Linked DNA regions of Homo sapiens: region 2 is linked to region 1. Evidence: chromatin loops called from intact Hi-C (ENCODE). Cell type or tissue: mammary epithelial cell. All regions are shown on one strand.

Evidence for each region. Hi-C counts contacts between places; a loop is a spot of excess contacts. Peaks named below come from ENCODE experiments on the same cell type or tissue, not always from the same donor. Only the 100,000 strongest peaks of a DNase experiment are listed, where the experiment ranks them.
Region 2: it touches region 1 in a loop (5-fold over the local background); 3 of 110 quality-filtered maps call a loop at or near these places.

What each region holds. Positions count from the first base shown.
Region 1 is chr7:108,245,101-108,247,600 of GRCh38, forward strand. All of the region lies in intron 3 of NRCAM (neuronal cell adhesion molecule), which reads right to left. Among named protein-coding and RNA genes, the nearest start is that of LAMB4, 120 kb to the left of the region's middle. RefSeq lists an enhancer at 782-1,981. In mammary epithelial cell, a CTCF peak has its summit at 1,459; a DNase peak (open chromatin) is centred at 1,321; H3K27ac peaks cover 2,352 bases.
Region 2 is chr7:108,179,984-108,182,483 of GRCh38, forward strand. NRCAM (neuronal cell adhesion molecule) reads right to left here. Exons shown (of 33, transcript NM_001037132.4): 24 at 1,839-1,954; 25 at 240-444. Among named protein-coding and RNA genes, the nearest start is that of LAMB4, 51 kb to the left of the region's middle. RefSeq lists an enhancer at 1,286-2,078. In mammary epithelial cell, a CTCF peak has its summit at 1,269; no DNase peak of the experiment used is centred here.

The DNA of each region.
Region 1 (2,500 bases):
TTAACTTACTGATAAGGAATTCAAGGTGTAGGATGGTGTCACCTGCTTAAATGTCACGTGATATGTGAAGTACCAGATCTAGAGCTCCAGTTCCGGAAGGTTCTGGAGCTTTTAGCCATCTCACACTGCCTCACCCCGAGAGGTCCCTAGCATTTCCCTCCCTCCTATATCCTCTTATTTTTTAATTAGTCAATAAGCAAACAGAATTACCAAGTTTAGTTACTGATGTTAAAAAAAGAAAACCTCTAACGGTTTCTGAATATCTATAGAAGATCTTCACAGTGTTGCCCATGGCACAACTTTAGGAGCTTCTTCACACCAGATTCTATGTGAATAGGACCCCATGGACTTCTACCACATGCGGGCCCTGGCCTTCTAAAGGAAGAACAATTTAAGACTATGTAGACAAGATGTACTTTAAAAAGTTAATTTTAAAAGTAGGCAGTGTGTGTACATGGTACAATATTCATAAAGTACAAAAGACCACAGAATGCAAAGTAAGCAACCAGCAACCCCCTTTCTCCCTTAGGAAGCAGTCATTATTACCAAGTTTTGTGAATCCTTCCAGAGAGAGTTCAGGCATAAAGAAACATAAAAATATATTAAGCAATAATTTAAGGACATTTTAGATTTAGAAAATTATTAAAAAGCTTTTGGGACACTGACATTAGATTATCAAAGATACCAAGGTCTTTTGGAGTGAAATCCAGTTATTTGCAACACACATGATCATCTGAATACAGGATTTTTCACATCTCTTTTACTTAGCACAGCAGTAACAAGAAAGAAAATAGAACAATATGAGGCAATGATGTAACTGAGAGATCTAAGACAAATGATGAAGCATAGTTAATGAAAAGCTCATGTGTGTGAGACTAATAGCAACCCTGACCAAGGATGGCACCTGTTCCACACTTTCCAGGCTTGTCCAGCCAGCTATCTGATGACAGTTGTCAGGATTGGCTTCTGGGATGAGAGAGCTGATTGGAAAAGGAAAGATGGTTGGGGAAAAAGAGGAACGAACTAGTTCTTTGCAAACGAAAGGGAATTTCCTTCTTTATCCCACCTTCCAATCCAATCACAATTCACTAAACAGAGTGGGGAGGAGACTGCTCCACTCTGAATGCCTGCCATGCTCACAGTCTTTCTTCTGCATTGACCTCATCACTCTGACCAAGGCAAAAAGAATCAGGGTGGGTGTTCAGCCTTTGTCTGAACAAAGGCAGGGAGCCATGTAGAGCCTGTGAGTTGACTTGGCTGCTTGTGAGGCACTGAAGAGTGACCAACTAAGTGGTAACAAATTCCTTTGTCATAGAGAGGGTGAATGTGAGACAGAGAGAGAGTGAGTCAGCGGTTTGGAGCAGGAACAAAAGCCAAAGGTCAAATAGAGGCAAGGCAGTAGGAGCAAGCATGAGTAAGCAAAAGATATGAGGCATCCAGTGCAGAATGAAGCCAGTGGGCAGCAGAGGATCAATAGAAACAGAAACAGAGAAGAGCTGAGTGGCCATGACATCACCAGAACACTGGATAGGTGATAACAAGCACCTACTACTCTTGCATTATAATCACCAGGCCTGTAAATCTCTTGGTACCCCAAACAATGTTCCAATTCTCTGTGAAGTTTGCCACACTAGTGACTGAGGTTGAGACATCTTCCTGTCCTTCTCCAGTCTTGTGTATTCTACAACAAAATTTCATTAATATGGCAGGTAGACTGTTGCATTGGTGGCCCCAGGAAGCACCCTTCCCAGTATCCATGCCCTTGCATAGTCAACTCTCACAATGGCTGTGGGCTTGGCCATGTCACATGCTTTGGCCAGTGGGATTTTTAGCAAGCAATATGTGAAAAGAGGTGTGATGACCATTTGCACACTGCAGCTTATCCTCTTGTAATGTTCCCTCTGGGAAGTATGAGCCATACTACTAGATGATGAGAAGCCAGTGGAAAGAGACCCTGGGAGATGAGAGACCATCCTGGACTCTCTGGCCCCAGCTGAGCTCCCAGCCAAAAATAGCTGAGCCAGTGACTTTTTAAACTACATGCAACAGAAGAACCATCCTGCCAACCCTCAGGATTATAAGAAATAATAAACTGTTGTTGTTTGAAGTCACAAAATTTAGGAATGGTTTATTATATAGCCATAGATATCTGCAATAATGAATTAAGATAAACTGAGATTGGCTCTTTCTTGCAACCAGAAACATACTAACATGCACATTTAGGAGGACTGATGATCCAAATGTGCAGGTCTCCTTACAAGGTCATGGCCGAACCTAAATTAGTAAATAGTGTGGCAATGTAGACTTCTCTTCAAAACTAATCTATCCTTTTTGGTTTTTCTAGATACTTCTCTATATATATGTTGGTGCAGCCAAAGGGCACATACTTAACTTACATTTCTCACACAAAACTTATAGTCAGAATAAATAGAAGGTGGTTAACACTGACCATTATTTTAGCATAAATTTGTTTATGCTAAATTATTTTAGCATAAATTTG
Region 2 (2,500 bases), 65 kb before region 1:
TTAAGTCACGGGAGAGGGCATTTCAGAGCAGCATTTTGGGTTCTGAAGCCTTCTATGTACACTTAGGCCCACATATGATCTGACATTTTGGTAGCTTTGTGTGTGCTGTATTCATCTATAGAAATTTCAATCACATTTGGCTTCCAGAATATACTTTGATCAGTAGCCCTTCTGTCAGGCAAAACCTCTCAGGCCATGCCATATGTTCCTGAGATCTTAGAGACACGTCCATTCCATACCTCCTTCTGGAGTATTAAAGACTCTGTCAGGGCTGGCTGGGCCCTCCCCTTTCCCATTGACCACTCGGACATTCAGTGTGTAGTGGCTAAAGGGCTCTAGCCCCGGCAACATGCCATGAGTCTTGCTGCCTTGGAAGGTGAGGATCTTTTTCTCAATGTGACGTCTGTTTCTTTTAGATGAACTCTGGGTCTTCCAATAGTAAATCTGAAACAGCAAGAACGAAAGTCAGGAATGCAGAAAGGAGCAAACAAGATTCCTTATGCTCACAAAATTGAAACTGTTGTTTTTCCAGAAAATTCCGTTGGTATATTTTAGAAGAAAATTACTAGCAAAACTGATGGATATTGATTCTGAGGCAAGAGGAATAGAAGCCCATAGATCATGAGGGAAATTAAATTACAGCCACATGACAAAGCTGGGCTACACTACTTTGTCGTAGGAGTCTAAGGAAAATGAAAACAGCACGAGACCCATGTGGTTTTCTCTAGAACATGAGGCAAATGGAGGACAATAGGATTTAAGTCTTTTACTTGTATAAAATATTCTAAAAATAAAAATTACTGCCCAATGTTTACATATTTTTCCAGAATTAATACATGTTCACGTACAACCTATCATGTAGTGATTGTAAACACCACAGTGAGGCTTTTATTACTGTTATTCATATGGTGCAGATGAACGTGTGGGCTACTAAGTGACTTTCACAGCCACAGAGGTATCAAGAGCCACAGGGGATCCTCCACTGAAAGTCTAGAATTTTTCCACTAAATCAAACTGTATCACTTAGTTTAAAATACTTTTTTTTGTATTCGATTGCAGGCACAGGTTTTGGAGAGATGGATAAGAAAGTACTGATTAATTTTGGTCACAAATCCAGAATTGTTGTTTACTAAGTCTTCTTAAATTCTTATGAATTTAAAGGCATTTTCAGGAGAAGTCAACATTTACATGGAATCTGGCAATGCTAGGGGGAAAAAAAAAAAGTTGAATGTGATGTAGTACAAAAAGTGACCTCTAGGGGTCAGGCTTAACAAATCAAAGTAGTGACTGTACGCTTGGCTGCCTATCAGTAAAAAATATGAAATCAGTGCCTCTCAAGAACAAAGATAATGGATATTTATCTTTCAGTACTTCTCAAGAACAAAGATAATGGATATTTATAAGAATGACCTAGCTAAGAGTATATGGTCTTAAAGTATATTCTGAATTATTTTAAAAATGCCTAAATGATTATCAGGATAATTTTGTGTGTTCAACACATGTGGTCCATATTGCTTTAAAGCTAGCTAGAGTTGGTAATATTCTAGGTCTTTAAAAAATTAATTTTCCCCATTTTGTATACATACTTAGTTGGTAGAATGTTAGATCATCAGTGGGAAAAATGGAGAAAACTTTTTTTTTTTTTAATTTTGGATGCAGTGAGATTTCAAGTCAACTCTGGCAGTGGCTACCTGAGGCAATGAGCGAAATGAACTCTTCAGTCCACAAGTTCACAAAGCAATGAAACAAATAAGCCCCACCTCCTGTGGTATGCATGACAAGTGGCATTCGCTGCAGCCCTTACTAAATAAAGCCACAAAAGGTCCCCTTTCACTTGCCCGATAGCCTTGTAGGTGTCCTCGGATGCTTTTCAGAGGTACTGGGTCCCAGTGCACCTCGGCTAAGGTACTGTTCACCACATTCACACGCACGTTCCCAGGAGCCACCATTGGGACTAGGAAAAGGACAGGGAAGTGGTAGAAGTATCAATGTTATTTTTAATTTCATCCATAAATATGACTCTCTCTAATAATTTTGGCTTGAAGCATACTGCAGACCTATTCTATGGATTATTAAGGCTTGAACACAGATTTTGGGGTATCTGTTTGACTTTGTGAGAGATTTTTTTTTTTTAAGAGATGGCATCTTGCTATGTTGCCCAGGCTAGACTCAAATTCCTTGACTCAAGGGATCCTCCCACCATCAGTGAGTAGGAAAACACGATTTTTTAAAAAGTACAATTGACCCTTGAACAACACGGGTTTGAACTGCATGGGTCCACTTACACTTGGATTTTTTTTTCCCCCCAAAATACAGTCAGCCCTCTACATCTGCAGGTTCTGCATCTACAGCCAAAGAAGATGGAAAACACAGTATTCCTGGGTGCAAAACCCACGGACATGGAGGGCTGATATTTCATATAGGAGGGTTCCATAGGGCTATCTGTGGGACTTGAGTATTTGCAGATTTGGGTATCCAAGGCAGGGCATCCTGGAACCAA